2 separate regions of the Mus musculus genome follow, and region 1 is linked to region 2. The links are chromatin loops, found by intact Hi-C in ENCODE. Cell type or tissue: heart. All regions are shown on one strand. Each heading gives the region's core, and the rest is flanking DNA. Links, peaks and the distances in the headings are about the cores only. Region 1 has its middle 31 kb from the start of Cpped1. Region 2 overlaps Snx29 (sorting nexin 29).

What was found. Hi-C counts contacts between places; a loop is a spot of excess contacts. Peaks named below come from ENCODE experiments on the same cell type or tissue, not always from the same donor. Only the 100,000 strongest peaks of a DNase experiment are listed, where the experiment ranks them.
Region 1: a loop joins it to region 2, with 1.9 times the contacts of the local background. A loop is called at or near these places in 10 of 42 quality-filtered maps.

What each region holds. Positions count from the first base shown.
Region 1 is chr16:11,939,117-11,942,035 of GRCm38, reverse strand. No RefSeq gene overlaps it. Among named protein-coding and RNA genes, the nearest start is that of Cpped1, 31 kb to the right of the region's middle. In heart, for the core only: a CTCF peak has its summit at 1,355; no DNase peak of the experiment used is centred there.
Region 2 is chr16:11,696,284-11,699,202 of GRCm38, reverse strand. All of the region lies in intron 18 of Snx29 (sorting nexin 29), which reads right to left. Among named protein-coding and RNA genes, the nearest start is that of 4833415N18Rik, 82 kb to the left of the region's middle. In heart, for the core only: a CTCF peak has its summit at 1,291 (motif pointing left); no DNase peak of the experiment used is centred there.

The sequences.
Region 1 (2,919 bases), core at 137-2,636, 240 kb before region 2:
GCCACACAAAAAAACATAAATGTTTTGTCCTATAACACACTAAATAAATGAATGTGCTGCTTTTAAGTGATTTTTTTAAAGGTGGTAGTTTGACATTATGGTTCGATCTATAGCCTAGAGTGAAATGAAGAAATTTGAATAGTGAGCCATGTTTGAGCAAGGCCAAAGTATTTTCCTTGTATACATAATCCCAGAGAAAGGAATGTAGGAGTCATTTTAATGTTTAATCTCCCTCCCCTACCCCCTCTCTCCTCTGGCTCTCTTTCTCTCTCTCTCTCTCTCTCTCTCTCTCTCTCTCTCTCTCTCTCTCTCTCTCTCTCTCTCTCTCCTATGTGTGTATGTACATATGCATGTGGAGGACACATACCACTACCACTACCACCACCAACAACAACAACAACGACAACAAAGTGGTTGTCTAACAGAGATATTGGGTGTCCTTCCCTTTCGGCTAAGAACATTTTCCTGCTGCTGCTGGGAGGAAGACAGGGCACAGATAGATCTGTGCTTGTCTCCAATGACATTTGCCAAGCATGTGGCACAAGCTATGGTAATCCTGTCTGCAGCTGAGGTGCCAAAGATAATGAATACTTTCTGATTGTCCAGAAAAGTGGGTCCTTAAATCTGTCCTATCCCCACAGAGTTCCCAAAGACTGCTTGAAGATATCACTTGAAGACATGTCTCAATTAACTGCACCTCTAAGCCTGGGAGTTTGAGTACTCTGTTTTCTAATCCCCATATTGCTGAATATATATGAGTTTTGGCTAAGAAGTTCAGGGCAAGATGAAAAACAGCCAAAATTCCCCATTGAGACATATTAAAAATAGTTGTTCTGGGTTACTATTATTTTTGCTGGTGCATAAGCTATGTGGGTATATAAAATACATCTCAAAACTGTAATTATATCTTCGGGGGAAAAACTCTAAATGTGTTTCATGCATATGTATTGAAAGTGAGTTTTAAAAAGTTTTTGTTGGGGTATATATTACTTTTGGTTTATTTAAGTTTATTTTACAGTGCATTAAAATCCAGTAGAAAATTATTAGCTGTAAATGTGCAATAATATTGCATTAACCCAACAAAATATACATTATGTGTATATAATTAGCTGAAAGAGATGTGTTCCCCTTGGTGATTAATGTTCCAAAGCCAAGTTATACTAATCATAAACTTAAATCTAATATATTAAAGAATTAACCTTACTTTCCCTCAGAGAAGTTATGTAGTCTGTGGTGTATTATTTCTCTTAAGAAATCCACCTTGAGGATTGCCTATATTTTAAAATGAGTTATCTTCATCTATTAAAAATAATGGGAGTGCATGTGGTGTGTTGGCTTGTAATGCCAATCTCTGCCACTAGGAGCAGCAGCATCCATTATTTTACATGTGCTGCTGGTGGTTGGGTGTAAAATTTTTGTAGTTTGCATTGTAAGTGAAGAGGTCACTTCTCTTTGAACCTCAGTTCTTTCAGGAAAGATTTGGAGCATAGGGGCTCTAAGGTCATAACCATTAAAGTTTCATGATCTAATAATGGTAGTATTTCAAAGATGAGGCAATGAAGGAAACTTAGTTAAAATCCCAGAAATGACATTAACTTAATTCCATGATGTGCAGCCATAGTCAATTACCCTCTGAATGTCTCAGTCTATTCAGGGTGCTGTCATAAGATATCATAAGCTGGGTGTATAAACAACAGAAATTTATTTCTGAAGGCTCACAGTGAGCTAAGCCCAAGGCATTGGCAGAATCAGTCTCAGGAGAACTGCTTTCTGGGTCTTAGCTGTTTCCTTCTTTCTAGTTATCTCTCTTCTATTAGGGCAATAACACCAATCAATGTTTGCTGTCCTCCTCCTCTGTACCCCTACCCCCTCACTTTCCTCTGTTGTAACATAGGCACCACCCTCCCTCCAGGCCTCCCTTTAATGTGTTCACATCTTCAAAGTACCTGTTTCCAAACAAGATCACAGTCAAGGTGCCAAGTGAGCACTTGATTATAGAGGGGCAATTCAGTCTACTAGGAGGATGGCGATGATGCAAAAGAGGAAGAAGGATGGAAAAAAAAGATGTAGAAAATGAGACCAGTAGCTATTGAGCACATAGAGCAGTTATTGAGCACATAGAGCAGTTATTGAGCACATAGAGCAGTTATTGAGCACATAGAATAGTTATTGAGCACATAGAGTAGTTATTGAGCACATAGAGTAGTTATTGAGCACATAGAGTAGTTATTGAGCACATAGAGCAGTTATTGAGCACATAGAGCAGTTATTGAGCACATAGAGCAGTTATTGAGCACATAGAGTAGTTTTTGAGCCCATAGAATAGTTATTGAGCACATAGAGTATTTATTGAGCACATAGAGCAGTTATTGAGCACATAGAGCAGTTATTGAGCACATAGAGCAGTTATTGAGCACATAGAGTATTTATTGAGCACATAGAGCAGTTATTGAGCACATAGAGTAGTTATTGAGCACATAGAGCAGTTATTGAGCACATAGAGCAGTTATTGAGCACATAGAGTAGTTTTTGAGCCCATAGAATAGTTATTGAGCACATAGAGTATTTATTGAGCACATAGAGCAGTTATTGAGCACATAGAGCAGTTATTGAGCACATAGAGCAGTTATTGAGCACATAGAGCAGTTATTGAGCACATAGAGCAGTTATTGAGCACATAGAGTATTTATTGAGCACATAGAGCAGTTATTGAGCACATAGAGCAGTTATTGAGCACATAGAGTAGTTATTGAGCACAGAGTATACTGCTTCACCATAACCAGTCCCATGGAAAATGTCTCATCTCATTCTCATGCTAACTCGCTTTCTAAGCCACCACTGAGCCCCTGAGAAGCCAAGGCTATTCAATATCTCTGTACTGGCAAAATGAGTATGAGATTCAAATCTGAGATGCCAGAC
Region 2 (2,919 bases), core at 185-2,684:
ACTGCTATCCCCATTTTGCAGATGAATAAACTAAGGCCCAGAGAGCCAACTCTGACAGAAAATGCCATGCATTTAATAGCTACCTTTAGCTTCAGAAATCTTCAGGTGCCCTACTTCCATGCCTGTTTCCAAGCAACCAAATCCTTTTTCAAACCATGGCCTATATGAATATTTGACATTTAAAAGAGGAAAGCAGAGTTTCTCTGTCTACAGCCAAGTCCAGCAGATCCCTGCCTGATCATGTATGCCAGGGTGGACCCCAGTTGTACTAATAGAGTTCTGCATCAGTACCAACCTCACTCACCCTCACTTGCCTTGGCACCCCTCCCTGCAGCCCTGAAAGCCTAGGCCCAGGTCCTGGTCATGCCCAGACTAAGTAGTCCACTGAAACCCCTGTTCTCCTTCCCCTGCTAGGCATCTTCCTAAGGCATTTCTGCCTGTGTCTACATACAGGGCCTCTCCATCCTTAGCTTGCCTCAAAACCCTGCACATTCCCCAGACTCTGCCCACATGGCTCCCATGGCTCTTCCACACTCTACTCCCCCCACCTTAAGGAAGCTTTAGTGGCATCCCCACCTAACATTCCTTCTGTCTTACTCCCTATCTTCCTTTTGGCTTCATGAGTCCACACCATGCTTATTTACTGACTTTTCTGCCTTCTCTCTTCTAAAATGCCAGTCTACAAATTTTATTCTCCACCGTCCAGAACCCTGGCCATACCTGGCCAGTGACAGATGTTCAATGGATGCCTTTCAAAGGGAATGAACAAATGGGCACACTGACATCTGCTGCATGTGTGACTGTGCAAATGCCTCTGACCTCTTCCAGACAATGGGGAGAAAGGACTGGTGTTTGGTGCTCCTGGCAGCAATACATCCCTGGAGGTAGTTGGTGGGAAGGGAGATGGATGAACGGACGAGAGAGGGATTCAGGAAGACAAGGATGCGGGCAGGAAGCAGACAGATGGAATTAGCAGGGTCCCTGCTGGTACCTACCTGCCGAAGCTATGTCTGCCCATGCTGATGCTGCCTGCCAAGGAAGAGATCTTGTGGGACCCTCCCCTCACCCTCTGCACAGAGTTTACAGGACACATGGGAATGAGGTCACCTGCTACTCACACAGTGAAAATTTGGAGTTTGAAACTTATCGACTGAGACAAAGGGAGCAAAGGGTGTTAACCAAATTTACAGAGGGAATAATTTAGGAGTGCTGGCTACTGTGCTGCACGAAGAGAGATAAGTTCTTTCTGGGATGGCAGAGGAACCTACAGAGCAGGCAGCCATTGCCACCTAGAGGTCAGTCACAGCCACAACTGACAATGGTGTCCACAGGGCAAGCAGAAGTGGCCTTGGCCTTGGCTAGCACAGGCCTGAGTGTGAAAGGCCCAGCCCACAAGGCCAAGAGCAGTGGGTGCTTTAGAAAACACCAGATGGAGAGCTGGTAAAGTCACGCAGTGCCACACAAGTTGAGAACTCGAGTTCAAATCCCCAGAGCCTGAGCCAGACATGTATAGTCTTCCTAGACCCAGCACTTTCCAATGGGGAGATGAGAGGCACAGGCAGGAAAATCCCAGAATCTTGTTAGTCTACACATGACGTGGAAAAACAGTAATGAGGCCCTGGATCAAATCAAGTGGAAGGCAAGAACCAACACCCAAGGGTGTCCTCGGACCCACATAAATGTATGAGGATATATACATGCAAACATACACACAAGAAAAAAGAAAAAAAGAAAATTCCAGATGTAGACTAAAGTCTTACTGAGCCCTGAGCTGGCTGCCGATCTCAGCGAGACAGAGGGTCTGCATGAACTGGTGGCTTTGGTGTAGGAGAGGAACAACTGGCCCAGTGAATGAGCAGGCCTCCCAGAGTGCAGAGGAATGCTGGTCCAGAGAGGAATGACACCAACTCTCTCTCTTCCTTTCCTAACTAAGTCACAAGGCAATAGGGCCTGGGGGCACGAGAGCACAGGACTCTGCTGAAACCATATCATTGCATCAGATAGAGGCTTTCTGGGGTCAGAACGCTTGTAAAATTCTGTGTGTGCCTTGGGGGCTTGTACCTGTATAGGGAACACACACTGCCTCTGGGTCATGTGATCTGAGCTTTACTTTTGAGGATCTTCTGTGTCTCTGCCCCCTAGGGCCCGAGGAAGGATAAAACTTAAGCCACTTGCAAAAACGAAGGCCATTTCCAAGGTCAAGGCAGCACTCTTACTAGCAAAAGGGCTCAGAAACAATAAAAGAAATGATAGCCAACATTAGAATAAGACACTGTTTTATTTAACCACTCAATGTTGAAGGTTAGGCCTGTGAATATCTATGGGAGGAGGGTCACAGTGCCCATCCTAACAATACTGACCACAGCCTCACTAGCACCCCAGCACCGGCATAGCTACACTAGGGAGAGATGCAGGAACCAGTTCCCAGGTAAGGTGCCCTCCTCCCACCTCAGTTCACTGTAAGATGGGGAACTGGAAGCCTGGCTGGCTACTCCCTTGACCTCCCCTTCTCCAAGCAGGGTGTGGGGTGCTCTGAGAAGACCTTCATTGCCCCAGCTGGAGGGCAGGTGCCCTTTCTGGACAGCTCAGCCCATGGCATCAACAGCATTCTTCCACAGTTCTTTGGAAGACACTCAGCACCTCCTGACTCGGCGCTGTTACATTTTGGATGGGGTAATTCCTTATGGTGTAGATTCACATGCATTGTGGGGTATTTACAACATCCCTTCCTAGGATTCCTTGGGTGTCGGGAGCACTGGTACCCTCCATAACAACATCTCCTTGGGAATCACGGAAGGAAACTGTCTCAGAGAGGTTCAGCCACTTGCCTAGGAAGTACCTCATCAATGTTGTATCTATCTCACTTAAGTTTCTTAACCATTTCATGAGGTGGGTGCAATTATCCCATCTTATAGATGA